2 separate regions of the Mus musculus genome follow, and region 1 is linked to region 2. Evidence: chromatin loops called from intact Hi-C (ENCODE). Cell type or tissue: heart. All regions are shown on one strand. Links, peaks and the distances in the headings refer to the core of each region. The heading gives the core; the rest is flanking DNA. Region 1 holds the start of Pmvk (phosphomevalonate kinase). Region 2 holds the start of Ube2q1 (ubiquitin-conjugating enzyme E2Q family member 1).

The links. Peaks named below come from ENCODE experiments on the same cell type or tissue, not always from the same donor. Only the 100,000 strongest peaks of a DNase experiment are listed, where the experiment ranks them.
Region 1: it touches region 2 in a loop (10-fold over the local background); 7 of 42 quality-filtered maps call a loop at or near these places.

What each region holds. Positions count from the first base shown.
Region 1 is chr3:89,451,742-89,467,042 of GRCm38, forward strand. It overlaps Pmvk (phosphomevalonate kinase), which reads left to right and starts at 7,377. Exons shown (of 5, transcript NM_026784.3): 1 at 7,377-7,723; 2 at 10,141-10,204; 3 at 12,555-12,707. The coding sequence starts at 7,629. In heart, for the core only: a CTCF peak has its summit at 5,160 (motif pointing right); DNase peaks (open chromatin) are centred at 5,170 and 7,350; H3K4me3 peaks cover 1,965 bases; H3K27ac peaks cover 2,341 bases.
Region 2 is chr3:89,764,830-89,780,130 of GRCm38, forward strand. Ube2q1 (ubiquitin-conjugating enzyme E2Q family member 1) reads left to right here and starts at 8,780. Exons shown (of 13, transcript NM_027315.4): 1 at 8,780-9,209; 2 at 11,248-11,352; 3 at 11,683-11,787; 4 at 12,402-12,452; 5 at 14,600-14,740; 6 at 14,926-15,010. The coding sequence starts at 8,883. It overlaps 4632404H12Rik (RIKEN cDNA 4632404H12 gene), which reads right to left and starts at 8,571. Exons shown (of 2, transcript NR_130957.1): 1 at 7,673-8,571; 2 at 2,682-4,733. In heart, for the core only: a CTCF peak has its summit at 7,919 (motif pointing left); DNase peaks (open chromatin) are centred at 7,922, 8,532 and 9,932; H3K4me3 peaks cover 3,694 bases; H3K27ac peaks cover 2,558 bases.

The DNA.
Region 1 (15,301 bases), core at 4,021-12,020, 310 kb before region 2:
GGGCCCGAGAGGCTGGGACTACAGTCCTGTACCGCCACACCCTTTGCAGGGCCTTCTACGTTTAAGTGGAAAACATCATTCTGTTAGCCAGTCCCCAAAACTGCTTTCCCGGGGGCCATAGCCTGTTACTTCTCCCTTCAGATTCTGCTTCTCATCTGTTCTCACTGCCTTTCCAGGCTCCCCACATGCCCGCAACCCAGCCTTTCACCACCCATGTCTCTCTCTCTCTCTCTGCTTCTTGCAACCTCCTGACCATACTCCCTCTCACCCTCCACCTGTGACAGAATGACAAGTGGAGTGGAGTGAGTCACCTCTGGTCCTGTCTGTCCCTATTAGTTCCTGAGAGTTAGGGTAAATACTACCCTTGAGAGCTGTTCCCAGTCTCCTTTGCTGGGCCCAAGGACAGACCTCAGGACTAGCTAGCTGTTGCCATGGTAACCTCTCAAAGGCACCCAGGTGCAGGAGCTCTTTATATTCATCCTGGTTCTAGGTCACAGATGTGTCTGGTCCCTTCATGTGCTTACAACAGGGGCTTAGGTGCTTCTCCATTGCACTGCAGCAATGTCCTGAACCCAGACACATCAGGTTTCTCCCAGCCTTGCTGCTTTTATCTCTGATTTGCCCTAGCTGCAGAATCCCACTTAGAATTCTGAGTCTGTTGGCCCCACCCTCTGGGATGGCTTCCTTTTCTGTCACTGTGGGACCCAGGAGACCTAACTAGAAATTTGGCCTGAGAAAGTTTGGGGTCGGAAACTCTAGTGTGTCAGGTTTCTAACTTAATCACCCACAGGTCCTGGGTGAGATGTCTGTACTCCCTTAGAGTTCAGCTAGACTCTCATGAAAGTTAGGAGTGGCAGTCCCCCTCTTTAGTGAGTCGCAGTGAGATCTATGCATGACAGGGCTCTTCAAGCTGTGGAGTACAGTCATTCGTGGATGTTTACCCATGGTTGATGCTCTAGTTCCCTATATAAAAGGTCATGGTGCTGGCATATTCCCTAGACAGAGCCTCCTGTGCAGCAAAGACATCTCTCTCGATTACTGACGTTGCTGCCCAGGGTAATGTAAATGCTAAGTGTTTGTTTCACTGCATGGTTTGGGGAATAACAAGGAAAAACCCACAGATACTCAGAACATTTCCTTTAGTATCAGTTCTTTCCTTTCCTTTTTGTGGGGGGAGAGGGTTGGTGGGGGAAGGGTGAGACTGTGTAGGTCTCACTATGTAGTCTTTGCTGGCCTTGAACTCACAGAGACCTGTTTGCCTCTGCTTGCCTCTGCCTCAAATGAGTGCTGGGATTAAAGGGATGTACCACCATGCCCTGATGTTTTTGAGTCAGGGTCTTATAGAATCAGCCTAGCTTTGAACTCACTGTATAGCTAAAGCTGGCCTGCTCCCACTGCCTCAGCCCAGCCTCAGCCTCCCAAAGCCAGGATTCCAAGCTCGTGAGGCACGCTAGGCTCCTCTCTTCCTCTCTCCCTCTCGTAGTCCTCCCCTCTTTCCTTCTTTTTTTATTTTTTTCCTTTGAATTTTTTTTTATGTGCATTGGTTTTCCCTGCATGGATATCTGAGTGAGCGTGTTAGATGCTGGAGTTACATATACTCATGTGGTTGCTGGGAATTGAACCTGGGTCCTCTGGAAGAGCAGTTGGTGTTCTTAACCGTGGAGCCATCTCTCCAGCCACCTTCTTTTTTTAATTTCTTCCTTACCCTGTTCCGTCTCAGCTTTCTTTCATTTCCTTTTGGTTATTCTATGACAACTCAGGTTGGCCTCCATCAGTAGCTCTTCTGCCTTGGCCCTAGCTTCGGGGTTTACAGGCGTGAACCACAGGGAGGGCCACTGCTTCTTTTACTATTTTGTGGGAGGGGGTGTTGGTTTTTTTGTTTTCTTTTGTTTCTTGTTTTTGTTTGTTTGTTGATTGGTTTTTCTAGACATGATTACTCTGTGTGGCCTTGTCTGTTCTGTAACTCACTCTGTAGACCAGACAGGCCTCAAACTCAGAGATCTGCCTGCCTCTGCCTCCGTGAGTGTGTGTGCCAACACACTCTGACCCACTTGTCTTTTAACTTTAACATTACTCTTTCTCCTCTCTCCCTCCGCCTCCCCTCCCTCCTTACCTCCTTATTTATTTATGTGTGTGGAGAAGCATACAGTGCTACGTTGTGCGTGCAGTTCAGTGGACAACTTCCCCAAGAGTTGGTTCTTCTTGTGGCCTTGTAGGACTGAGCAGGTTGTCAGGCTTGGTGACAAGTGCCTTTATCTGCTGAGCATCTCATTGGCCTTCTTTTTTAGTTTTGAGCCATTTCTCACTATGTAGCCCAAGCTGGCCGACCAGAAGTCAAGCTTCTCTTCCTTCAGTGTCCTGCTTATGGCGTGATAGGTGCATACTGTTAATGGGCACCTCAGCACCTCCGCCGCTTGTTGCAGGTCTGGTATATACCTAACATATACCATATCTTTACTATTTACTAATTTTGAGTATGCATATATACTCAAATATTTACTATGGGGTCGGCTGACTTCATAAATTGGAGCACACTGATACAGAGGGCCAACTGTATTATTGTTGGGGCTGGAGAGATGGCTCAGGAGATGCGGCGCGGCGAGCACTGGCTATTTATTCCAGCTTTCATTTCCTTTTGGTTATTTTATGACAACTCAGGTTGGCCAATTCACAGCATCTAGATGGTGCCTCACAATCACCTGTAACTTCAAAGTAAAAAACCAGAAGCCTGCAGTGGTTTTAATTCTAACCTCTAGGGGAAACCAGGAGAGCCCATGAGCTTCCGACGGGGAGGAGAGGGCACCGGTCTCAAGCCTGGCTGCAGCCCTGCTTCCTGACCCTCATACTAACTGGATTAGCTTAACACAAGCAAAATGCTAGCAGTATTTGCTTAATGCTGCCAGGAAGCCTCTGCTGACGCACGGAGAGGACCTGGAGAGTGGCCTCGGAGGCAGTTGGTGAGAGACAGCAGGGACTTGGTGATGTGGGAGGGGCAAAGGTGAGCTTGGGTGTGTGTGTGGGGGGTGTGTGTGGGGGAACAACCTGTGGGTCCTAGGGGACTCTTTTGTATAGGAAGGGCGAGGGTATCCCAAAGGCACCGGAGGGCAAGGGAAGCATCCAGAGAGCACAGAAGTGGAAGCGGAAGCCTAAAGAATGGGTGGAGGATGGGAAATGGGAACTGGACTGTGCTTGTTTGAGGAGGTGCTTTTAGTGTGGGCCAGGCTGGATGGGATGTGGACAAGGAGGAATCAAGGACACTTGGCCTCCTAGCCTGGGGACAAATGGATGACAGTGCCTTCAAGAAGTGTCAGGAAAGGGGGAGGGAAAACAAAAGCTGGTTTGCTGGGGTGGGGTGGGGTGGGGCGGGATGGATGGGGAAAGTTCTGGGTTTACAATAAGGCTGGTCAACCTCCACCTTTCTCCAAGCTCTGTAGCCCTTTACATTATCTGACCCTCTTCCTTCCTCTGGGACGGGGTGGGGTGGGGTGGGGTGGGGGGGTGGTAGTAGAAGTTGTTACTAACCTAAGATACTAACCTTCACTGATCGTGGAGATGCCCAGCTGATTGGGCTGTGTCATTCCCTGAGGTCATTGCTGAGACCCTATTGTGACTCAGGAGTACAGGCAGAAACCTGAAGCTTCCAGGCTAAGGGTGGAGAGGAAAGTGTTGGAGAGCCAGGTCCCACAGGGCGGCCTGCTTGGGACTGTGGCTGCGGGCCTTCACCCAGGCATTGTGCTAGGAGGGGCCAGCGGAGCCATTAGCTTTTCAAATGTTTTTCTGTCATTTTATTTTATTTTATTTTATTTTATTTTATTTTTTGAGACAGGGTTTCTCTGTGTAGCCCTGGCTGTCTTGGAACTCACTCTGTAGACCAGGCTGACCTGAAACTCAGAGATCTTTGTCTGCCTCTTCTGGGATTAAGGACATGTGCCACCACTGCTCAGCCTCTTTTCTGTCCTTTTAGCTCACTGAGAAATAGATTTTGAAGGGAGTGAGACTCTTTTTTTTTTTTTTTTTTTTTTTTTTTAGATTTATTTATTATATATAAGTACACTGTAGCTGTCTGACACTCCAGAAGAGGGAGTCAGATCTCATTACAGATGGTTGTGAGCCACCATGTGGTTGCTGGGGTTTGAACTCATGACCTCTGGAAGAGCAGTCAGTGCTCTTAAGAAACACACCACACACACACACACACTGGGGGGTGGGGAGAGAGAGAGAGAGAGAGAGAGAGAGAGAGAGAGAGAGAGAGAACGAGAACACAATGGCCCAGGCAGCAGTGTTTGGACCACAGGAGACTGTGGCTTCCTCATCTCACACAGTCAAGCAAGCAGTCAGATCTGAACTAACTATGTGCAGATAATGTTATTTTGCAAGGGCCTGGGAAAGAACCCAGGGCCTGGCCTATAGGGCCAGCACTTCCCCTGAGCTTCATTCAGCCCTTCTGTGCTCTCTCTGGCTCCTCTCCCTGGATCTGTGTGTCACTTGCCACTTGGAGAAGAAACAAAAGAAGCTTCAACCCCTGCTCCTTGGGCTCCTGGTCCGGGAAGCATTTCCCCTGTCTACCAGCTTCTGTCTCAGTGGCTCTGACTTGTGGGTAGACGGTCAGCTCTGGAAGAGTCTTTACTGAGTATCATTTTCAGAGGTGGAGAAAGCCCAGAGAATAGCAACTTGTGCAGGCTCCCAAAGTTTGCTAGGACAGAGTCAAGCCAGGAGGAGCCCAGGGCAGTTGAGCTCAGGCTAAAAGTCCGAGTGTGCTCTTTCTTTTTTTTTTTTTTTTTTTTGGTTTTTTGAGACAGGGTTTCTCTGTGTAGCCCTGGCTATCCTGGAACTCACTCTGTAGACCAGGCTGGCCTCAAACTCAGAAATCCACCTGCCTCTTGCTGGGATTAAAGGCATGTGCCACCATGCCCAGCCAGAGTGTTGGAGTGTGCTCTTCTTTTCTCCTCTCCAGTCCCCCACCTCCAACACACACACACACACACACACACACACACACACACACACACACACACACACACACACACACACGTCTTTAAGTCTAGACTCTGAATTGAGTCTGGAGGAGCTATGCACTACAGGTCAGGCTCCTCCTGGTTCTTGTTTCTTGCAGATAGCTCTTTTCAGAGAAGTATGGTTGTGACCACACGGTGGCAGCAGCGGGTCGGACTGCAGGTGGGAGGGTCTGGGAGGGAGGCAGGGGGAAGAAGGGGCCTCTAGGAGCTGCCCCAGGACCTTGAGCAATTGGGTATGTGGTTGTGCAGTCCTAGTCTTGGGTATATGCATCCATAGAGGTCCCCTCTAACTTAGGGGGAAGTCCTGGCCTCCTGGTCTCCCCCATGGAGCACCCATTCTTTCCTTCACTTCTTGATCAGTCATTCGAGACACCACCCGACTCCACCCACATTGTTCCTGGCCCTGCCTTTGATAGCACTTGGTATGCTTTTGAGCATCTGAGGAAAGCATGGAATGCAGTTTGGGGTAAGAAGCAGAGGGAAGGGGCTGGGCAGGTATATCCAGGATGGGAAATGTTCATACTCTGGACTGGAAAACATCTGGTTTTGGAACCAGATGGAGCTAATTTCATCATTTAGAGGTCTAGACCTTGATACAAGTCTCTCAGCCCCTTACTTAATTTTATGTATGTGAGTGTTTTGCCTGCACGTATATTAGTGCACCATATACACGCAGTGCCTATGGAGGCCAGAAGAGGCTGTCAAGATTCCCTGGAACTGGAGTTACAGATGGCTATGAATCACCCTGTGGCTTCGAACTCAGAGATCTTCCTGCCTCTGACTCCTGAGTGCTGAGATCAAGAATGTGTGCCACCATTGCCTGGCTTAGGCAAATACATTCGGAAGTTTTGTGATTGGGACTAGAATTCCAGGGAAATTTGATTCCAGGGTGGGGCTGAAGGAAGGGGTGAGTTATGTCAGGCAGGTTCAGAATTCTGGGTGGAAGTTCTGATTTCTTTTGAGTGAGGGCTTAGTGAGCAGGAGGCCACAAGTGACTTCACCCTATATAGGCTTCGTTGGCCTGGTGAGAGCCAGCTTTCGGTGGGACCCAGAGAAATATTTATTGCACAGAGGTGGGACAATGTGCTGACTTACAAACTGTGAAATCACAGTGCTTAAAACAAACAGTCTGCTGTGAGTGGATACTTTAAAGTTTACAAAGTATTTTGTTGTACAGTTCTGCTTTCCTCTGTTTACCAAGCCTCTCACTTCCTTCTCTTTATTTTATTTTATTTTATTTTATTTTATTTTATGGCCCAGGCTGGCCTGGAATTTGTCTGCTTCCATTTCCAGTGCTGGCTGGCACTTGCCACTAAACCTAGTTTATTCAGTGCTGGCCCTCAAACCTAGGCTTAGGCAGAGGCTCTATCAACAGACAGACATCCTCAGTTCTGGCGATCCTCCCCGGTCCACTCTTTCTGTACCTGACCACTCCTGTTCTTTATTTTAAAATGATTTATGTGTTTTGCCCGTATGTCTGTGTACCTCGTGCATGCAGTTCCCACAGAGGCTAAGGGAGGGCTTTAGGTCCTCTGGAACTGCAGTTCCAGCTGGTTATGAGCGGCTAGGTGGGTGTTCAGCAAGGGCAGCCAGTGCTCTTAGCTGCGGAGTCATCTCTTCGCCGAAGCCTCTTTCGAATACGCAAAGAAATGATTTTCCTAAGAGTTTCTTTACGTTTCACTTTGGTTTTCACAAGACTTTGCAGTCTTATACACTGGAGGCAGTCATAGGCTGCAGGCTTTATTTTGATAAGCTTAGAAAAATGTAGGACAGCAATTTATATCTACAGATAACAGTAAGTAGGTGTCAGAACACTCTTAGTTTTGCCTCTCAACTTCTGGCTGGATGTTGGTCTCCGGAGGAAATTGGGTAATCTTGTTCAGAGTGGCGTCAAAACTCCTTAACCTAAGTTACTAATGTCACCAATGTTCTTTTTCGAGATTCTGAAAAGCTTTGGAGAGGAGTATGCGGCTAAAGAAAAGATCACTTAGTTCCAGCTGGAGGCTTCAGCAGTTACAAAACCTTTTCAACAGTGAAATAGCATACTGTTCATTAAACCCCTCCCTCGCTATGACGTCAAGAAACACACCCTATCATGTCATTGTCTGGTTACTTCTTTGGAAAGAGCTATTTTTAGTGCGGGGCAAACACATATTTGCTTTAGAGCATGAGTTATAACGTACAAATTAAAAGGCAGATTTGAAAATGCCTTCAACATTACTATTTTTCTTTATCTTTATGTTTGGCCGGTTGTGTAGAAGGGAACTTGAGGCTAGTCTTTCCAGCGTCACTCTCGGCTCACCTTGTCAGCCGAGAAGGCGGGGCCATGACGTCACATCTGGGCGGGCGTGGACTGTTCTAAGTGCGTGCTGCGCAGGGGGGGGAGGGCGGGGGGGGGCGGGAAAGGTACTTAGATACTAGGCTGCAAGGCTCTTTCCCTTCCAGTTTCTACGCCCATTCTCTGCGCGCTGGTTTCGATGTGGGCTGTGTAGTGTGGAGAAGGAGTGGGATCCCTCCTCCTTTTTGCTTCTACTGAGCGGGTCCACTTCGTGCTTGGCTGCATTTCAGGGGTCCGAAGTGTCAGCTTTAGGCCTGGTGAAGCTTGGTGGCACCATGGCCCCGCTCGGAGCCTCCCCGCGTCTGGTGCTGCTGTTTAGCGGGAAGAGAAAATCCGGGAAGGACTTCGTGACCGAGAGGCTGAAGAGCAGGTGTCCGCGGGTGCAGGGAAACCGAGGAAGGGCGCTACCGCAAGTGATGGAGGGCTTTATGGAGGGAGCTCGTGGAGGGCAAGGAGGGACAGGATGACAGGGCAGGGGAAGGCAGACCCTCACGGTCAGTAAAACAGCAGCCTGCACAAATCTCCCTCAAAGAACTAGGGGACTGCCACTGCAGATCTATGAAGATGTAGCTCTGCCTTCAAGAAACATGAATTACTACTATTACTATGCTGGCACCTTCAACGTGCCATTCCTGTTTGATGATTGTGGTCTGAGGTAACTGGCCTAGATAAGGAGACTAACAAGACTGTAAAGGTTTTTTTTCAAGACCACGTCCTGAGTGTGTCTGCTGCAAAGAGAATCTGCCCAGAACACCCTGCAATGGCAGGAATTTATGGAATATTCTATGCCAGGTGTTGTGCGTCTATATCATCTCATTTAACCTATTTAGCTTCTTTACCAAATAGTGGTATTAGCAATCCCATGTCACAGATGCAGAAGCAGGGGCCCTTAGGAGCTAAAACCTGGTGTGTGTGTGTGTGTCTCTGTGTGTGTGTGTCTGTGTGTGTGTGTGTCTGTGTGTGTGTCTCTGTGTGTGTGTGTCTCTGTGTGTGTGTGTGTGTGTGTGTGTGGTCCAGCAGCAGGGAGAGCTCATACATGTAGGAGTTCAAGGCCAGAGTGGACAACATGGTGAATTTTTAGTATTAAAATTTTTAAATTTGCTAGGGTTATAAAGTAGCAAACTCAGGATTTAAATTCAGCTTGGCCTGCCTGGAGACACCGTTCACTCACTCTGCCCTGCCTGGAAACACCATTCACTCATTCTGTCCTTCCTTTCTAGATATTTATTTTCAAAGATGTGTTTATGTGATGGGTGTGGGTTTGTGCCTTGGTGTGTGCGAGTGTTCTTGGAAGCCAGAAGAGGGCAGGTGATCCCCAGAACTGGAGTTACAGATGGTTGTGAGCCTTCATGTGGGTGCTGGGAATAGAGCCTTGGTCTGTAAGAAGAGCAGCACTGGGATTAAAGGCATGTGCCACCACACTTGGCCCATCTTCAGCTTTTAAGAAAGCATGGTTCTCGGGGTTGAGCTAAGACTGTCAGGCTTCTGAGGCTCGCCTTTCCCCCAGCCTTTTATTTTTCTTAAGTGATAAGAAAATATTCTAGGAAACACTGTTTTTTGTTTTCTTCTGGAAACTTGGGCTGGGAAAGCAGAGAAGGGGGAGAGAGAATGCTGGGGCTCCTCTCCAAGGGCAAGGTGGTCAGGACACCACGTGTGAGGTACCACAGCCATTCCAAGAGGTTCAGGGGAGCCCTGGGCTGAGGTTCTTACCCCAAACCTTTACCACTAAATAATCACCATCGGTGTCTAAACTTTACTTGTTCTTAGCTCCACACATAGGCAGAAGAACAGCCGGAAGCCTAGACGATGGATGGGGTTCGGCTGCTGGGAGTTCACGGCCTGGCTCAGTGCTTAGTGGATGGTGTACTGCAGATGTCTTATCTGTTCTAGTCAAGTTCTGCTATTGTTAAATGGGCATTACATGGGATGGCTAAAAGAATCAAAGGAGCCAGCCTGTCCCGGAATACAGTGTTGGCTATTTTAATTTACTGTTTCATTACCCACAATGTTACTTTTCTTTTCTTTTTTTTTTTTTTTTTTTTTTTGATTTTTCGAGACAGGGTTTCTCTGTGTAGCCCTGGCTGTCCTGGAACTCACTTTGTAGACCAGGCTGGCCTCGAACTCAGAAATCCGCCTGTTTCTGCCTCCCAAGTGCTGGGATTAAAGGTGTGCGCCACCACCACCTGGCACAATGTTACTTTTAGTTAACTTTCTTCACTCATCCTCATTTTCTTCATCTGGAACAAGAACCAGGCTAGTGAGGTGGTTCAGCAGACAAAGGCACTTGCTGTCAAACCAGTTGTCCTCTGACCCCCCCCACCCAGAAATGATTTTTTAAAGCGGGGAGCACCTATTTCATAGCACACAGGAAACAATTGTAAGTACACTGAGTATCTCAAAAGGGCAAATTATTAATGTTGCGGTAACCAGGTCAACGTTTACTAAGGTCTCTGTGGCTCTGAGAGGTTTATGCTGCCTTTGGAGTCCCAGCATAAACCTGATCCAACCAGAACATCAGCAGGTCTAGAGTTTCCTATGGCAATTATTTAATGCCTTCTGCCTGTTCAGGGCTCTTTTATATGCCTTTGACTTTTGTAATAGTCCTGTGTGACGGTAGGGCAGATGATGCTATTATTTTATCAGTGAGCAAAGAGGATCAGAGAAGGGGAGGCCAAGAGTAGAAATTCCTACGGTAGAAATGAGCAACAGAGGCACTACGCTCCTCTTTTGGATACTGGAGACTGCTGGCAGCGCAGGGTTAACTGGGTCTGATTCCTTGTCCCATAGACTTGGAGGTAACATCTGTGCTCTCCTGCGGCTCTCTGGTCCACTCAAGGAGGAGTATGCTCGGGTAGGTGGTGGCTTGTGGCTTCTGGGGGCGCTGGGATGAGCCTGCTCTTGGAGAAATGGCTACTGCTTGAGTCACTGGCTCAAGAGAGTCTAGATCTGATGTCCTATCTTAAGGACAGACAAACAAGAAAAGGAAGGGGTCCAGGAAGGGCTGTAGGCGCTTGAGTTGGCAGCTCTGATGCCTCGTAACTTACAGGATCTGTACTATAATCCCCTTTCTTCAACTATGTCACACTGGCATACTCTGCTACCCACCTGGCCTGATGCAACCCTGGGATTCTCGGGGCTTGGGAAGAGGGTGCCGTTGATAAAATGCTTGCTGTGACCTGATTTCTATCCTGAGTACCTACAGAAAAAGCCAGGCAATTGTGCTGTAATCCCAGCGCTAGGGAGGCAGAGACAGGCAGATCTCTGTAGCTTGCTTGCCGGCCAACTTGGTTTAATTGGTGAGGTCTAGGTCCCAGTGGGAGACCTTTTCTCAAAAACAAAATAAAAACCTCAAGGTGGATGGAGCAATATCTGAGATTGCCGACCTGTAATCGCGTGTAGACGCACAGGTACACACCTTTCCCCCAAAGAAGTTTAGGCACATGAACTGTTAGGACACATGGTTAGGTGGGCAGAAAGCGAGACGTAGAGCAGTGTGCAGATGGGCCTAGTCAGTGTGGCTTTGGTATAACACAGCAGCTGAGACTGGGTACTTTGTACAGAAAAGAGATATATAACACACAGTTGTGAAGGTCCAAGAACATGGTGTTAGCATTCTCTTAGCTTCTGGTGAGGGCCTTATGGTGGGAGGACAGTGGACAAAAGGAAGATCACGTGGTAGGAGGACTGAGGAGAGAGGCCTGGAGCCGTATATATTAACCTGCTTTCAGGGTGACCAATCCAGTCCCACAGAAGTGGAAACTCATTAGTCCTCTCTAAGAGCCACAATCCCTCAGAGGCACCATGTCCCAATACCACCACATTGGGGACAAGGCTAAACAGGAGATTTGGTGGGGACAAACCATACTAATGACTGAGAATTAGAATTATACCTGGTGGTGAATGCATTTCATCTCAGTTCTTGGAAGGCAGAGGCAGGTAGATCTCAGTGAATTTGAGGCCTGCCTGGTCTACAAAGAGAGTCCAGGCCAGCCAGGTTATGGTGTGAGACCCTGTCTAAAAAAAAAAAAAAAAGTATATCTTCTTTAGGTACATATATGAAGTGCTTCTTGCCCCTTTAAACATTGTTCCAGCTGTGAGGGATGTTCCAGATGTGAGTTTCTGTACTGCTGGAAAAGATGCCACTGGATCCGCAGTGCTGGCTGGCACAGGGAGAAGAAGAGGGGAGGAGAAGAGATTTTTGTTGTTGTTGTTGTTGGTTTTTTTTTTTTTTTTTTTTTTTTTTTTTTTTCCGAGACAGGGTTTCTCTTTATAGCCCTGGCTATCCTGGAACTCACTTTGTAGACAAGGCTGGCCTGGAACTCAGAAATCCAGAGAAGAGATTTTTATTGCAAACAAATGCATCTCTTTTGAATTTTGGTTGTTGTTATTTTACTACTACTACTACTACTACTACTACTACTACTAATATTATTATTATTATTTTGAAACAGGGTTTCCCTATATATCTCTGGCTGGCCTGGAACTCTCTTTGTAGACCAGGCTAGCCTCAAACTCATAGGGATACACCCACTTCTGCCTCCGGAGTGTTGGGATTAAAGGTGTGAGCCACCACCTCCTGGCTATGGGTTATATTTTGGATACTACCTTTCTATTCTGGCACCTTCTAGGTAGAGCCTTTGCTTGTCATTGTCTCTGGAGAAGAGGAGGGAAGGCTTAGAAGCAGCTCCCTGGGGGTCAGGGTAGCCCCTCCTGTCTGAGGGTTCCTCTGGGTGTACAAGGTCCTAGGAATGCCCAGAACCAAATGAAGCAATGCTATTTCAGCCAAGTGCCAGGACGTTGGGTATGGGAAAGGAGAAGGGAGACATATCTCTCTGGGGTTTTTCATGGAGGCAAAAGATGCCAGAAGGACACAAGATTTCTGACTGGAACACTATAGGCTAAGTTTGTGCCCAGGGCTTGCAAACTAACTTCAAGATTAGTTTAAGCCAGAAGTAATTGGGAGGAGGAAACCCTCAGAAGAGAAAATGACACCATACATGTCAAACAGTTTTGGAATTATCTAAGACCTCCCAGTTTTGGGTATCTTGGGGGGGGGGGTCTCCCTTTGTGAGGCTCGCCTCCTGACTGCCTTTGTCACTGTCCAAGCTGGCTAGTGACTGCAGGGAGGTGCCAGGTAGGACTGATCCTTCCTGCTTCAGGAAGGATGGTGGGACTGTGTCATAGATGGACTTGCATTGCAGGAGCATGGCTTGGACTTCCAGAGACTTCTGGATGCGAGCACCTACAAGGAGACCTATCGGAGGGACATGATCTGTTGGGGGGAGCAGAAGCGCCAGGCAGACCCAGGCTTCTTCTGCCGGAAGATTGTGGAAGGCGTGTCCCAGCCTATCTGGGTAAGGGGGCTCGGCCTTGGCGTACAAAACAGGTCTTCCCAACCCTCTCCTGGGGCCATCTCTCATCTTCACTGCTACCTTCTGTCCATGTCCTTCCGCCCACCTCTCTAGCATCTCAGAAGTCCTCCTGCCTCTGTAGGCCATCTCTGGACAGGAGCCAGGGTGACTTAAAAAGTAAGCCAGGGTGACTTAAAAAGTAAAAAGTGTATCAGTGGAATGTGGAGAATGTGCTCGTAACCGCCCCCCCCCCCAACACAAGTAAAGTCCGAGTTTTGATGTGAATGTTGGCGCTCCCGAGTTCCTCTCCATCCTAACAGAGCTGTAGCCGCCAGCGTCTCTTACATCAGTTATGTACTTGTGACTTTGCTTTTTTTCCTTCTTGCCTTCCCTTCTGTTTTCTTTTCTCTCTGTTTTATTATTTATTTATTTAGACAATGTTTTACTATGTTGTCAGGGCCAGCTACTTTGTAGACTAGGATGGCCCCAGACACTCACAGAGATCCACCTGCCTCTGCCTCCCAAGTGCCTGAATTAACTGTGTGTACCACCACACCTAGCAGATCATGCCTTTGCGTGTCTTTTTCCTGCCCAGCTGCCCCTTCCTGACCTTTTTACCTGATTTACTCTGACACTTTTCATGTCACCTCCATTGGGAAGCCTTCCTTGATATACACCATTGTCTTTTCTTTCTTTCTTTCTTTCTTTCTTTTTTTTTTTTTTTTTTTTTTTTTTGGTTTTTCAAGACAGGGTTTCTCTGTATAGCTCTGGCTATCCTGGAATTCACTTTGTAGACCAGGCTGGCCTCGAACTCAGAAATCCACCTGCCTCTGCCTCCTGAGTGCTAGGATTAAAGGCGTGTGCCACCATGCCCGGCTTACCATTGTCTTTTCTTTTTCCTTTTTAATTTTTTTTCCCTTTTCTTTCTCCTAAGACAGGGTCTCATGTAACACAGGCTGGCCTTGGACCTCTATGTAGTCAAGGTGACTTTCATCCTCTGATTCTCCTGCTCCCACCTCCCCAGGTCTTAACTAGCCCACAGGGACCCTACACTGGACTGTCCTTATTCATCCTTGTGGTAAATTCTGAGTGAGTGTCTCCTTTTGCCAGACACCTCTCTAGGTTCTTAGGGAATGCTGGTTCAAAATAGAATGAAGAGTTTACCTTCAAGGAACTTCCCGTTATAGTCAGGATTTGGGGAGACATGTAGGTGGTGCCAGGGGTGGGGGTGGGGGTCAAACAAGATAGATGGTGGTGTGGGCAGCTGGTGAAGGACTGCTCTTTAAGGCCTGCTGTCTAAGGACTGCTTTTTGAGGCTTAAGAAGGCCTCGTTCTTAAGGCGAGGTCAGAGCATGACTGTAAGGAAGTGAAGTGAGCTGAATGGGTAGTTAGGGAAGTAGCTTTCTAGAGAGAGGGACGAGAATATGAAAGCCAGAGAGGGGTCCATTCCTTCTGTTTGAGAAGCAGCCATTGTGGTAGCCTTGGGAGGTTAAGGACAAAGGTTATAAGGCTTTGGGAGAGTCTAGGAGTCGCTGAGAAATTCTAAGAAGAGGAAAGACATGGTTTAGGAATCAAAGGGCAGTTGACTTAATTAATAGGGTGTAGGCCAATGGTGGAGTGTGTTTTAGTGTCTGGACATAGTTCTTGGAAAGAGTGGGGTTAAAAACCTGAGACAAAAAAGCCGGGCGTGGTGGCGCACGCCTTTAATCCCAGCACTCGGGAGGCAGAGGCAGGCGGATTTCTGAGTTCGAGGCCAGCCTGGTCTACAAAGTGAGCTCCAGGACAGCCAGGGCTACGCAGAGAAACCCTGTCTCGAAAAACCAAAAAAAAAAAAAAAAAAAAAAAACCTGAGACAAGAGATGGCTTAATGAATAAAACCCTGGAGTTCAGATTCCCTGGAAGCCACATAAAAATGCCAGGTGGGGCTGGTGAGATGGCTCAGTGGGTAAGAGCACCCGACTGCTCTTCCGAAGGTCAGGAGTTCAAATCCCAGCAACCACATGGTGGCTCACAACCATCCGATCACGAGATCTGACTCCCTCTTCTGGAGTGTCTGAAGACAGCTACAGTGTACTTATATATAATAAATAAATAACTCTTTAAAAAAAAAAAAAAAAAAAAAAATGCCAGGTGGGGGCTGGTGAGATGTCTCAGTTGTTAAAGGCATCTGCTGTCATGCCTGAAGACCTGAGTATGATCCCTAGACCCACATGGCAGAAGGAGAAAACTGACTGCTTTGAATTATCTCTACACACATGCACAGGCACATGTGCGCGCACGCACACACACACACACACACACACACACACACACACACACACCACTCCCACATCTGGCATTATAGATGCACATTATAGGTGCACATGCCAGTAATTCTAACTCTCGGGAAGCTAAGGCAGGGAATTGAAGGTTAGCCTTCACTATGTACCAGTTTTGAGGCCGGCAGGGGCTAGGCAGTGATACTTTGTTTCAAAACCAAACAAAGGATTTAACTGGCTTGCTCTGGCTGCTGAAGGGCAGGTAAGTGCTGAAGCGCAGAGGCTTAGTAGATCGTCCAGTGACAGGCTGGCCTCAGAGCTGGGAAAGACCCAAGAAGG
Region 2 (15,301 bases), core at 3,069-11,068:
GTAGGTCAAGGCTCTCTGGACATGGGGTAGGTTGGGGGCGTTTCTGTTTTCCTCTATGTTCTTACCCAAACTGATGATTCTAGTTTTCTGGAAAGCTAAGAGTATAGCGGAGAATATGCACATTAGGACCTTGGACCTACTTCTTTAGTAGGCAGCAGGGTGCTGTCTAGTTTTGAAAAGCAAATTTCTCCGGAGTTCTGGAAGAGAGTCTTTTCACCTGCCCCCTTCTCTGCTTCCATAAGCTCAGACAAGGCCAAGATCTTGCCATTCTCCTGGGGAATCTAAGCTAGATAGGTCTAGACCTCCTGAAAAGAAGGTGGCCTTGAAAGTTCTGAGATCTGCATAAGCAACCAATATCAATGGTTCCTTCCACGCTGTGTTCTGGGGAGATCAGGGGACCATTTCACAGAAAGAATGAAGCTAACACAAAGAGAGCAAAGATGAGAGAGGTGTCAAAACTCAATGACATCTTTGATCTTGAAAGCCCTGAACTTTTAGCTACTGAGCCCATAAAGGACCTCTTTTTTTTTCTTAGTGGATCAGTGGTCACTTTCAACCAAAAAGATTTCTGTCTGAAGCAGACTTAGCAGACAAAAGGCTTCGCTTCATCTCGTCAATGCCTGTCTCAGCTCCACATTCTAGCTATTGACGACGTCTTTAAGATCCTTGACTATTTAACCCCTCCTAGCCCTCGGTCTTTTAAACATGTAGTTCCCTCCAGCTCTTTTATCACCCCAGTGCCCCTACCTACCTTTTACTTAAACTTGAGTGTTTTCAGGAATTCCAGTTCCTCAGGGAATCTGTGACTGACAAAAGATTGAGTTAGGTACCTTGCCAGACTCTTCTAGAATGAAACACTTCTATAGCAACCACTGCCTTTACAGTCAGAGTATGAACTAGCATAGGGCCTGGCTTGAGATGGGGGCTTAACAGGAGAATTGTAATGCACGATAGACATATCTTAATATGTATAAGTTCAGGCAGAAACAACTTATTTAACAAATGCCCAGTGCCATCACTATCCAGGGGATAGTGATACAGCTTGGTGACAGAATGCTTGCCTAGCATGTGCAAAGCCTTAAATACAATCACCAGCATGGAAGAAAAAGGGCTTGGGGAAGAGCCTGAGAGGAAAAGGCAGCAAAGCACAGGAGAGGAAGCAAGCTGACAGGGAGAAGAACAACCACAGTGCATGTGAAGGTGGACTGAAATCTATGCCATAGGTCCAGGGCAGGGTATGTGTGTGTACAATAACTAATTCAGAAAGAGATCTGAACACCAAGAAGTGAAGCCTAGCAAGAAGGCAAAGGGTGTGTGCAGTCACATCACAGTGAAGCCTAGCAAGAAGGCAAAGGGTGTGTGCAGTCACATCACAGTGAAGCCTAACAAGAAGGCAAAGGGTGTGTGCAGTCACATCACAGTGAAGCCTAGCAAGAAGGCAAAGGGTGTGTGCAGTCACATCACAGTGAAGCCTAGCAAGAAGGCAAAGGGTGTGTGCAGTCACATCACTTGGGGAAAGGTTCAAGGGTTAGATCTGTCTTCAACAATTTAGATCAACACAGGTTGAGTATGTCCTTTGAGCTCACAATTGTTTGGTACAGAGGAGGCAATGATCAAAAAGACTTAGTTCCAGATATTAAAGAGACCACACTAGTAGAAGATTACTAGACACTGTGCTGACTGTTATAGGAAGACAAACATGAGCACTGTAGAAGCTGGGAGCAGGGAAGGCAACAAGGACTGGATAGGACATAAGTGAAAGCAGAGCTGACTCATAGCAAGGCTAGCTCACAGGTATTCCACATCCCGAGACAGCATCTCCAGTGGATGCAGCATGGTGGAGGAAGGCTGACAATGTCTTCTGTTGCTAAACTTCCTGGAGTGCTTACTCTTTTCCTGATGATGGACTGAAGGCTACTCCCCTTTTAGATGACACACTCGGGACCATTCATTGCCTTCTAAATGACAGACTTCTACATCTCCTATCTTGTACATGATAGACTTGGGGGTCGGGGCATTTAATTGCTCTATGGATGACTGACTGGGGGCGGGACACTGACTATATGAATGATGGGTTCGAGGGGTGGGCACTCAGTTGTCTAAAGCCTGAGGAGGTAACCTATACGCCTCAGTCTCCTCAAATCTTCGATTTTTGCTTTGAGTTTACTTCTAGCTTGGCAAGTAATGAGTTGACTGAGATAAGCAACAAGTGACAAAGGAGAATGGGACATCCTCCCTCTTCATCTGTACCCACATGCCTTCTATATTCCCCAAGAAGACAGGTAGCAGGAGACATGTAGAACCATACAGGGTTGAGAAAAACACAGAATTATCATCCCTGACACACACACACACACACACACACACATATACACACACTCACACACACTCACACACACACACACATATACACACACTCACACACACACTCACACACACACACACTCACACACACACTCACACACACACACACACTCACACACACACACTCACACACACACACACACTCACACACACACACTCACACACACACACACACTCACACACACACACACACTCACACACACACACACACTCACACACACACACACACACACACACACACACACACACACACACACACAGAGAGAGAGTAAGCAGAGTTCTAGTGCCCCTGATTACAAGGAATGTTTTCTCCTGAAGACATTAAAATTAATACATTTCCTTTATTTAAAGTGTTTTGCATTTTAAATTTTTGTTATCAGGGTAATACTTGTGTTCATGAAGACCAACTTTAAAACACGAAGTAACAAAGCAGAGAGGATTCAAAATCGTGCCTCCAAAGGAAGAGACAAAACTATGTATCTACAAATATTTAGGTATACCAATGACACAGAGAACTATAGTCCGCATATCTGGATACATAAACGCCCAGATTTTGTGTAAAAGAACAATTACAAATAATCAGGCTCTCCTCCCTGCCACTATTCCTCCTCTTCAAAGACAAGAGACCCCTTGTCTCTTCAAGTTTGGGCTTCTGGGGCTGAGAATGTCTCAGTGATTAAGAGCACTGGCTGCTCTTCTAGACGTCTCCAATTTGATTCCTAGCAATCACAGCTCACAAACACCTGCAACTCCAATTTCAGATGGAATGTCTTCTTCTGGCCTCCACAGATATTACACCCATTGATACAGATACACACACCGCACCTGAATATGTACATGCAAGCAAACACTCATACCCATAAAATAAAAAATTCTAAAACTAGTTATTGGAAATTATTACATAATAGTATCAATGCAAATAGTAAATTTTATAGTACGTGTATTTTTAAATAACTTTTATTCTCAGCATTATTTATTTATTATATGTAAGTACACTGTAGCTGTCCTCAGACACTCTAGAAGAGGGCATCAGATCTAATTATAGATGGTTGTGAGCCACCATGTGGTTGCTGGGATTTGAATTCAGGACCTTCGGAAGAGCAGTCAGTGCTCTTAACCACTGAGCCATCTCTTCAGCCCAGTATGTGTATTTAAAACTATTAAAATAACACTTTTAAAAATAAATATTTTTATCATTTTAATAAAAACACTTATTTAAAATAACATTCATGTCTGTTTTGCTTGTTATTGTTTTATTTTCAAGACAGAGTTTCTCTGTGCAGCTTTAGCTGTTCTGGGACTCATTCTGTAGACAGTCCTAGCCTCAAACTTGGCTCTGCCTGTCTCTGCTTCCTGAATGCTGGGATTAAAGGTGTGTACCACCACTGCTCAGCTGTCATATTTTGGGCACACAAATATACACATAAAACGTACATTTTAGACATTTTGCAAAGAGGATCCAAGTGTGTTATACCTTTGTGATCATCCTTCATTCGTTAATTCACGAGTCTCTTTTCATCTGAGTAAGCATTCTTGGGCTGTATTATTTATTGTACATGCTCAGCAAGCCCTCTGTTGTAGTGTGATTTGTCTTGTGAGCCTGGGCCTTTAAAGGATCCCTAGTTGCTAGTCAACTGGCCTTTTAAGAATTCTTAGCTGTTAGAACTGCCGGACCCTGTGATCTTCAGTGTTGGTTGCCTCTTGGATTTCTGGGAACAGGAGATTTAAAAAAAAAAAAAAAGCCAACTGAGGCTGAGAAAGCACAGGGCTAGCAGAGGGAAAAGAGAAGGGAGTTGAACATGAATTCTTCTAACAGAGTAAAAAGAGAAGACAGTTGGTGACAGCTGAGCCAGGAGAAGCTGAGCTGAGCAGATAGGCTAGAACAGTTGCTATAGTTTGGAGTTGCCAGTACTGAGAAAACTGAGAGAAGGGATTCTTTAAGCATACTGTTGGTGAACTGAGGGAGGAAGGGCTGGGAGAAACCTTTGAAGGGGCCGAGTGATTAAACCAGGACGAGGGCTTATAAATTTCTGCTCAGTGGAAGGGTATCTACTGGGGCTCTGAAGCCCAGGAACTGCACAGCTGATGTGGGGCAGTGTCTCAAGGGCAGGGCATCCCGAGACATGGGAGTCCAGGAGCCACACAGCTCTGAGATTCCTGAAGCCTTCTCAGCAGAGACACTGCAGCTCCCAGGGGAGGGTATCCCAGCTGAGCTGAAGAGATCAGGAAGCTGAGCCCCCTCCCCTGCTTTAATTCTTCCCTTCTCTTCATCGCTTCTTGGCTTATAAGAGTCACACCAGGCAGCAAATCTCATGAAGGGATTGGAGAGATGAATCCAGGAGAAGGAAGGACAAATCCAGGGGTGGCTTCTGGAAATGGACAGCAGAGATTGAACAAAGGGCAGGGCTTATATAGGATTTCTCAGGGGCTAGAACTTTTCGGGCAGATTTCCAATGTGAGGATTGGTGGGATTTCAAGTCCTACGCTTGGGGAAGATCAGGGATTGGTGGGGAGGTTAGCGAGGAGGCAGTGCCACTGTGGACAGCTCCTGCAGTAACTTCTTCCTTTAATGTTAATTTTATGATGGCCACAGGCTGAGGCAGGAAAGAAGGCACTGTCACCGTGGACAGCTCCTGTGGTAATGCTCATGACAGCAGGTGAGGTGTTGTGGTGCGGCCATTTTGAAAACTCTTGTGGTGGTATGACACGGCAGCTGAGGGCTGGAAAGAAGGGCTGAAGTTTGACAGCTCTTACAGTGCACCACTCGGGGACTATAGGGCTGCTAAGAAGTTAAAACAACTGGTTACTGTTTGTAAGAAAAGCAGACATTAGAAAAAAATTAAAACAGTTTATACTCTGCCATTGAGGTAACCCTACAATCCCGATTTCTCTTCCTTATTTTTTTTTTAAGACAGGGTCTGTGTAGCTTAGGCTGGCATCAAATTCATGATCTTCCTGTCTCAGCATCCTGAGTGCTGGATCCCCTCCTTTGTCTTAGAATTTATGCCTTTCTTCCTAACCTCCTTCCACTTCAGAACCAAACCTTGGTTTCCCACAAAGCTCAGCTCTGTTAGTGCTGCTACTGATATTTGCTTCCACAGCTTAAGGCTCTGTTGACCTTTCAATCTTCCCAGTTCTTACAATAAGCTCAAATCCCTAAACGCTCCAAGATCTGGTCTTTGCCTGCCCTACCTCCATCATTCTCCTCTATTCTAGACCAATTATTCTTCTGTTCCTTCAGTTTGATAATCTTTCCTTAAAACCCTGTGTGCCATTGTGATGGCTAAGGAAACTGCATTCTGTACCAGGTACTTCTTTGATACCCACTGGCAGAGCTCTGCCCTAAAGTTCTGAAAGATGAACTCCTAGCAAACTCCACCCTCCACAGAATGGTGTAACTGCTGTGAAATGATTAACAGCTTGCCCTGGCTTCTGTAAACCCACTTATCACTGTTTTCAGAGGTATCCCCTTTAGAGCTGTGAATAAGGGGAAAGAGACGGTGCCTCACATAGCTGAGGGAAGTTAAGAACTTTCTTACACAGCTACAAGTTCCACAGAAGCAAGATAATGGTCATCTCCACCTTCAAAAAAATCCTTCTCTTAACCCCTTGTTGGCAGCATGCCTTTGATGTGGCTTTAAAGTGGCTTTAAAACCCCACTTGCAGTTTTAATAAATCTAATTGTAATTTGAATTGAGTTTGTAGCCTTTGCTGGTGTTCTCACACTCTGTAACTTGAGACATGTCAGCTCTTGCTCCACCCGTGCTACTCACTCTTCAGAAATGAGTGTCCTTCATTCAGAACTCCTTTCCAGATGGCTAGTCTTCCCCTCTGAGGCACTTACTACAGCTAAAAGTCAGTGCCTGAGTGTGTCTCTGTGCATTAAATGTCTGCTTTGCTTAGTTTGTATTTATTGTTAGGAGGGGCAAAGGCCATGGCATGGTGTGTGAAAATCAGAGGACAGCTTTGTGGAGTCTATGCTCTTCTACTTTTTTGGGTACCTAACATTATTAAACTCAAGACACTAGGCTTGTGTGGCATCTGACTGGCCCAAGTGTCTGATTTCCTGTCAGGTTGAGAAAATAAGGACTGAATCTGTTTCATTTAATGCTGTTTCTTCAGTGTATCATACACAGTAGGTGCTCAGTAAATATTTGTCCATTTCCCACATTTAACAAGGCAGTTTGTTTTGTAGATTCTGGTTTTATAATTTCTATTTTCCTTAATATGAATTCCATGAGGGTAGGTTGTTTTTAATCACTTGCCTCTGCATTCACTAAATAAATATATCTACTTCATTTCCAGTTCAGATGGCAACCACACTCATGCCCAATTATCTTAGGTATGATTTTACATGAAGCTTAGCAGCAACCAAAAGAGCTGAGATGCTGAGTGAAGTAGCAATAGAAGGCACCATGCCCCACTGACCTTGACTTCTGGGTTTCTCAATGACAAAGCATAGCATGGATGAGGCCCTGGGCTCAATCTTCAGGACAATAAGTAAATGTATACATTTAAAACTTGTATATGGGGTTGGGGACATGGAAGACCTAAAGTTCCAGTTCCTTGGGTAAGGGCTAAAGGTCATGTGATCTGTGAAAAGTTCTAAAAGGAAGTGTGTGGGGCTAGTAGAATAGGGGAGTTGAGCAAGGTGGTGCATGTGTGCCTATAAGTTAAGCACTGGGAAGCTAAGACAAGAGAATAAGATTCAGGCCAGCCTGGACTATATAGCAAGACCCTGACAATAACAATAAAGGAAGCAGGCAAGCAGACAGAACAGGGTAAAGGACGTGGAGACAGACTTAGAAGTTCTGCTCAGTATCTATACATCCTGACCTTTATCTGTAAAATACAGGTTAAAGCACTCACCTTGCAATGGTGTTAAGGGTTAGAAATATTTGCTTAGTATTCCTGGCTTGGGGAATGCTTGATAAATTAGACTTTTTACAATTACTCTTTTTGTGTGTGATGATGGGGGAGGGTGTCAAATTTGGAGCTTCTACTAGCTAAGCAAGCATTCTACCACACCCTCAGCCCTTATTTATTAGTTATTTGGCCGAGAAAGGAGTTTACTAAGTTATCCAGGTAGGCCTTGGCCTTCTGACTCTCCTAGATAGTTGCGACTACAACCCTGTTCTGCTAGGACTGGCTTACCCTAGTATTTTATGCTTCCAGCTTGTGGACATAGGCACAAAGATGGTATGCAGCTAAATGTTCAGGCTGCTCTGGTCATTAGAAAAACCAGCCCCACCCACACACCCACACTCATCCCCCCAGGCTCAAAGAACACGAATTTCTTAAAACATACGGAGTTAAACTTGGCCTAGTAAAGCTTTCTGCTAACATCACTGAGTGAATCAGTAGCCCAGCACCAAGGTACAGTCAGCTTCCAAAAAACATAGAGGTGGTGACGGTAGACGGGCCAACGGCTCACATGATGAATTGGTCCCAAACCCATCAGGCCTTACAACATCCTGGCACCTGCCAGTTTGCAGCTCTGGGTTTCAGGACCCTCCGTTGTCCTTTGTGATAGTGCCACCTAGTGGGAACGACGAGGTACTGCCGCAAACTTCAAGCCCCGTTCAGGATCAGTGCGACGAGGTGGGAAGAAGAATAGCAGGTAGGCGTGGGTGTCGTCTATGCAACCCCTAGCTTAGTACTCTGCACTCACACATAACGAAGCCCTGTGATTCTGTGGAGGAAGCCGCACCATCTGTCCCCTCAGACGTAGCTGACCAGCGACCATACTCGATACTTCAGTATCCCTGCACAGAGCCTTTGGGAACAGGCTAAAGAGGCCTCCCCGTCTTGTACAGTGCCATTGTTGTGATGGAGAAACTGAGGCTCCCCAGGAGCGTAGATAACCCAAGGTCACACACCATAGAGGAACCGCAGGGAGATCCAAGTCCGTTTCTCCGACCGTAGCGAAAGGCGCCTTCCCGCCGCAGACGCGGAGGCCGGTGACCCGGCCCGACGACCCCCATGGGAATACAGGACAGACACGGCCATGCGCCGCACGCGGGGGCCGCGGGACGCAAGCAGGAAGCCAGAGTCCCGCGCGGGGAGCCCCTGGGAACACAGGCACCGGCCACGTGACAAGAGACGCCGGCCATGTGACAGGGAAGCGCTGGCAAAGGCCCCCCGGTGCACGGTCACGCACGACGCACGTACACGCACGGAAGCGCTTCGAGCAGCGAGGCGAGGGCCTAGGGTCACATGTGGAGGGTGACAGGCGCGGGCCGGGGGGCGGGAAAGACGCGCGGATCACGTGCCGGGGGCCGGAGCTCAGAGGTCACGTGAGGCCGGAGGCGGGGCCGCCGCGGAGGGGGAGGGGCGCGCGGCTTCCGGCGGCCGTGGGGGGGGTGGGCCGGCGAGCGGAGGGGGCCTGTCCCGGAGGTGGCGGCGGCGCCATCTTGGCGAAGGGGGGATCAGGAAGTGCGGACCGCGGCGGCGGCGGAGCCCGGAGCGGAGGCCGGAGGCTCCCGGCCCGCCGGCCCCGGAGCGGAGCGGAGCGGAGGATGCAGCAGCCGCAGCCGCAGGGGCAGCAGCAGCCGGGGCCGGGGCAGCAACTGGGGGTCCAGGGGGCGGCGCCGGGGGCCGGGGGCGGCCCGGGAGGGGGCCCGGGGCCAGGGCCCTGCCTGAGGCGGGAGCTGAAGCTGCTCGAGTCCATCTTCCACCGCGGCCACGAGCGCTTCCGCATTGCCAGCGCCTGCCTGGACGAGCTGAGCTGCGAGTTCCTGCTGGCCGGAGCCGGAGGGGCCGGGGCCGGGGCTGCGCCCGGACCCCATCTCCCCTCCCGGGGATCGGTGCCGGGGGACCCCGTCCGCATCCACTGCAACATCACGGTGAGGACCTCGCTTGCGCCACGCTGGGGGTCCCTTGTCTGGTGATCGAAATCACACCATACAACCTCCTGCTCTCGAAGGACCCGGAGGCCAGAGCCCCCCTCTTGGTGCTTGGCTCCTTCTCTCCAGGCTACACTTGTTTCTTCAGCTTGAGGTTCTGTGGTGCAGTCACAGTCTCTACTGTTGACCCCTGAGAGCAAGGGACATCGGGACATGTGGCCCCTCAACCACCTCCTCCTATGAATCCACCCACACCTCAGGTTTTATGATTTTGGCTCCTTCTGCTTACTCCTCCACAACTTTACCATGTCACCTAGAAATGACCCATTCTTCTCCCCACCCCAACTCTAATAAGATTCCAGGCCTGTGCTGGAAGGACGTAGCCTGGAACTCAGCCCGGTTCCATAATGACCCTTCTCAGTAGTTCTTTCCACTTATATGTACCCACCTGTAGGCTCCCTGCCTAGGCATCCCTCGTACAACCCCTCTTTGCTCCCTGAATTTCACTAAAGAATAGTGCCGTTCATTGACCCCACGTTGGATCTCCTCTTACTAACTCTGGTGTAACTAACCTTTAATTCCTCTTTTTGCCTTGGCTCGTAGCAGCTTTGCCACTTCCTCCCCACTCCTGGGGTCACATCTGCTTATCCTAGGTGACTGTCACCTTTTCTGGTGGTGACAGCAATGTGTGTTTTGAGCGGCAGCAGTGCCATCGCTCCCCAGTAGGCATCGTTCCATCCTACCTATCCTTGGTCAGGAGGCATCTTCCATGCGTCCTGCCTTATTTTATTCCCTAGTGTCCCTTGAGGAAATTGTTGGGTGCAATTTTATAACAGCTGGTACTGCGCGATACAGTGCTCACGTTGTTGGATAACGCCCACTGTAATGGTCTTGTCCCTCCTGGAGCACCTTTATCCACACTGGAAACGGGAGTTGCCTGGGGGGAAGACAGACGTGAATTTTGTGGTTCTTGGAGGCTTTGATTCATTTTTTTTTTCATGGTGTTTTCTAGCCCTTTCTGCCACCAAACCAGGTCGTGGTTTGGTGAGGTAACTTTGGGAGTGGAGTAATAATGAGATACTTGAGTTTTGATGGGGCCTCATCTATCCCAGCTGAGGCTTACCTCACCAAGCTAGGACCACCAGGAGTGGCTCAGTCAAGTAAAGATTGTAGCATCTTTGGTACTGTTTTTCCTGCAGCACTGGTTAGAGCTGTGGCATCGCTAAGATCCCCAGTAGAAGTGGGTAAGGCTTCCTTGGCATGTGTTGAAACATCAAAGATTGGATTTTGCTAAGTGGATTCACTTACGGGTAGGTTTGCCTCCTCCAGCTGCTTCCTTTCGGTTGCCAAGGCCATCTACTATCTTTGTCTTTGGGGGTTCTCAGCTGCAGTGCCCATGGCCCCTCTAAAAGAAACTTGGCCTACACTGGCCCTCTTGCCTTGGGCAGAGGAGGGGAGTCTGTTCAGGCTCCTGTGGCATGGTGGCTCAGGAATGCTGGGAATGCCAGTAGCATAGGCTCTGTTCTCCCAGCCCATGCCTGGGCTCAGGATGAGGGCAGGTTCCTGAGGGAGCGGTAGGGAGAATGGGTCTTAGAGGGACTCTGGGGGGTGGGGGTGGATCTTGCTACTAGCTTTGGAGACTATTTTATTAGTTCCTTCTCCCCTGGTGGCTACAAGCCTGCATTTTTCACATCAGTGTGACTGTTATGAGGTGATCTTCCCTCCCCTGAGTTTGGAAACACTGAAGGAGTCTGGCCTGGTGTGGGAGAACTTGGAGTGTGGCAGGCAGGCAGGCAGGACAGTAGAGCCAGAGCTTCCTTTACTGTCTTCAGCTTTCCCTGGTTTGTACTCTGAGAGGAAGAGAGTCCGCAGGTTGCTTCTTGGGTATGGTCCTTCCAGGCTAGTTTTCTAGGGAAGCTGAGGTTATAAGTGTAGGACATGGTGGTGGGAAGAAAGGAACCAGAAGAAGGAAGGCTAGGCAAAAACTGGTTTCTCGTAAAGTTTCTCATTGTGACCACTCTTCCTGTTTCCCCCTCAGGAATCATACCCTGCTGTGCCCCCCATCTGGTCGGTGGAGTCCGATGACCCTAACTTGGCTGCTGTCTTGGAGAGGCTGGTGGACATAAAGAAAGGGAATACTTTGGTGAGGGGGGCAGTGGGGAGGAATGTGTGTGTTCCTGAAGAGGCTTCAGCAACTAACGTTCCCTGTGAGGCAGCTAGTTTTGAAGAGTGGGTGGTGCCCCAGGTGGAATGTCTTGGACCTTACTTCTTAGGAGAGTTGCCTACTGAAGCCAGAGGGGGCAGAGTCCTGTAGCAGCTCCAGGATAGGTCCACTAGGGAAAGTCATTCCTATAACCACAAGGTCCATCCAGTGTAGAGAACCAGCCACCATTTTGAGATCTAAGCTAAAAGCTCATCCATGCAGCTATCCAGATTGTAGTAGGAAAGACGTATTTAATGTCTCTCCCCCCAGCTCTTGCAGCATCTGAAGAGGATCATCTCTGACCTGTGTAAACTCTACAACCTCCCTCAGCATCCTGATGTGGAAATGCTGGATCAGCCCTTGCCAGCAGAGCAGGTATGCAGCTGAGGAATGGGCTTTGGGTCCTGTGGCTGTCACCCCAAAGAGTGCTTAAGAAATACTTGGTAATTGAAACAGAGCTGCAGTAGCTCCTTCCCACCCCCACCGCTCCCAAACACACATGTGATTCTCAGCCGCTTTCTTCTCCAGATGGGAATCTAGCTAAATGGGACACTACTCACTGCTTCTGCCCTATCAGAACTCAGCCTCACGGGCAGCATCCCGACGGTTGAGATGAGAGGGAATTTTATTATTGAAGCAATAGCAGTTGATAGCTATTGGAAACCCAGGCCCTTTGCTTAGGATGAGAAATGCACTAGAGCTCTAGAGAAGAGCAAATGAGAGCAGGGTGCTGAGGAAAGGTAAGTTGGGCTCTGCAGAATAGATGGCAAAAGCAGCTATGGCATGTGGTCGGGAGAGAATAATTGGCTGGTATCAAAGTCATCCATGCCTTGGGCTCTTGCTACCACTCAGACCTGGCTGGGGGAGAAACTGGCATCTTTATGGGCAGTGCTCAGCTTCCAGACCTTCAGGGCCAGAGGATAGGTCAGATGCTGCATTCTAGCACCCACTGGGTCTGATCTTCGTCTTTGCCTCCTTCTCCACTGCAGTGCACGCAGGAAGAAGTGTCTTCAGAAGATGAAGATGAAGAGATGCCTGAGGTAGGCTTGCTACTCAAGATGGCATTGGCAAGAAGTGCTTGTCATCAGTATGGGTCATTTGATATTAATAGCTCCAGCTTCAAACTGGGGGAAGAAACAATATCAATAGGATAAAGACTGACTGGCCTGCTGTAAAGGAAATCACTGTCTGGATCCATTCTTTGAAAGCATTTAGTTGCCAGTGTGTTAAAACAAGTAAATACTGGGCAAACTTAATCTCAGATGGCTTCAGGAATCATGACAGACCCTAGTTTGTATCCTGATTGTCCTAGTTGGGGACTTTTATTTATTCTCATTAGGGTACAGTTTTCTCATTTATAAAATAGGATTCTGACTCGTACGTATCACATGATAGTTTCAGATAATAAGTAGTGTATAGTGCACCTGACAGAATCTTTAAAAAATATAGATACTGTGTTCTCATTTTTATATGTATGGATGTTTTTGCTGTGTGAATATCTATGCACTACATATGTGCAGTGCCTGTGGAGGCCAGAAAAGGGCATCAGATCCCCCGGGACGGGTATTACAGGTGGTTGTAAGTCCCTGTGAGGGTGCTGGGAACCAGTTTTCTAGAAGAGCAGCTTTTTAACTGCTGAGCCATTTCCCTAGTTCCTATTGATTTATTTTTGTGTAAGCCAGGCTGGCCTCACACTCACTTGTGTAGTCGGAGATGGCCTGAGTTGATCCTATTGCTTTTACATACTAAGTGCTAGGACTGCAGACATGTGCCACCCAAGCTTTAGGTAGAATGTAAATCATAGTTACGCTTCATAGCCAGATAGAACTTATTTCTGTGAAGTCTCCTTTGACTGGAGAATTAATAAAATTTATTAGTGAAATTAATGAAAATTAATTCACTGGGTCTTAGCTTTTCTATGATAAGTGAAGATAACGATAGAAGAATAAATACTTTATAAAGTAAGCTGTTGTATGTTGCCCCTAGTACAGGATGTCTTGTTATAAGGTGTCTCTGATCATGTTGTTTCCTATCACTGGGCCCATACTCTGTGACTTTGTACTGATCTTCAGACCCACAGTGGACAGGTGATCCCTGAAACGTAGTCCTTCCTCGAGATGTTCAGCCTCTGCCACGCCCGCAGCACCTGACTGTGGGCCTGAGGTTGCCACAGTGTGGCCTCTGCTCAGCGAGCTGCTTGTTCCCTCAGAGCAGGGGTGAATAAGGAGCTAACTATAGTGTTAAGTTGTACTGTCTCTTGCTTTGGCCCACCTCATTTCCATCTTTGCAATGAGTGCTTCCAGGGACCTAATTCTGGTCCTGCTCTTGTAGGGAGGAAAAAAAAAAGATTATGGTCTAGTTTTCTTTTTTTCTTATTTTTTAAATGTGTTGTAAGACAGGACAACTTTGAGGAGTCAGTTCTGTCTACCATGTAGGTTCCAGGGATAGAACACAAGTTATCAGCCTTCTCAGCAAGCCGCCAAGCCACCTAGCTGGTCCTAGTTTTCTCCTTTAGGCCTAGGGTCCTAAGGACTCCTGGGTGAGAGTCTAGCCTAGTAAAGCAAGCTTTTACTTTTCCTTCACCACTGCAAGCCAGAGTCATTCATCTAGAAATTGGGGAGTTTTCTGCTGCCAAAGGAATTTTAGGGACAGTTGGAGCAGGGTTTTCCTAGGGACAAGAAGACAGTCCCTTTCTTGGTCCTCTTTGTAGCTCTGCTGCTGTGGTTTAGGAATTTAGAAAGGAAAGAAAATTACCTTGGAAGGCCAGACTTGACATAGGCCTTTAATTCAGTACTCAGGGGTCTGAAGCAGTATAATCCCTGCAAGTTTGAAGCTAGCCTGGTCTACGTAGTGAGTTCCAGGACAGCAAAGGCTACACAGCAAGACCCTGTCTAAAATAAAAGCCAGGTGCACACCTGCATCCATAACACTTGGCAGGTGGAAGCAGGAAAATTGGGATTATCCTTGCTTTATAATGAGTGTAAGACTAGTCTGGGCTATTTGAAACTTTGTTTCCAAAAACTAAAAACAAACTTGCCTTAATAGGGCTGAGCTGTTTTCTAGAACTGGGAAATTACTGCTAAGACCATGGGGGGAGGGGGGGTGGCTTGGGGCTCTGGGACAAGTGGACTGAGGAAAAGTCTATCCACTACTTTTGTGGTAACATTCCTTTGCACTCCTGCCTCAGGATACAGAAGACCTAGATCACTATGAAATGAAAGAGGAAGAGCCAGCCGAGGGCAAGAAGTCTGAAGATGATGGCATCGGAAAAGAGAACCTGGCCATCCTAGAGAAAATTAAAAAGAACCAGAGGCAAGATTACTTAAATGTACGTGCCTTGTAGAGAGGCAAGGCAAAGGGTTGTTGGGTCCCGGCTGGGGAGTGGCAGGCCACTGCCCATCAGTATAGAGAGCCGTCTCCTTTATTGGATCTTTCCAGTCCTATCCCTAGTCCAGACTGCCTTAAGGTCTACCCACCAGACTAAGGAGTAATGGTGTTTCCCCTCGTTCCCAGGGTGCAGTGTCTGGCTCGGTGCAGGCCACTGACCGGCTGATGAAGGAGCTCAGGGATATATACCGATCACAGAGTTTCAAAGGCGGTGAGTTCGCACAGGGGCTGCACAGGATACCCTCAAAAAGGACACAGTATGAAGATGGAGCAGTGGGTAAAAACACTTGCCACCAAGTTTCAGGACCTGAATTCAGTTTCCAGTCCCACATGACAGAGCCTCTACTTCATACCCATACACGTGTAATAAGCATATTAATGTAATTATTTTTAAAAGGATACAGTATGCTGGTAAGGACTCCTTGAGAATTTCTAAGATCATACAAATGCTTATAAACTTTTCAGACAAGGATTAGAACTCCTCAAGGCATGGGTTGGTGCA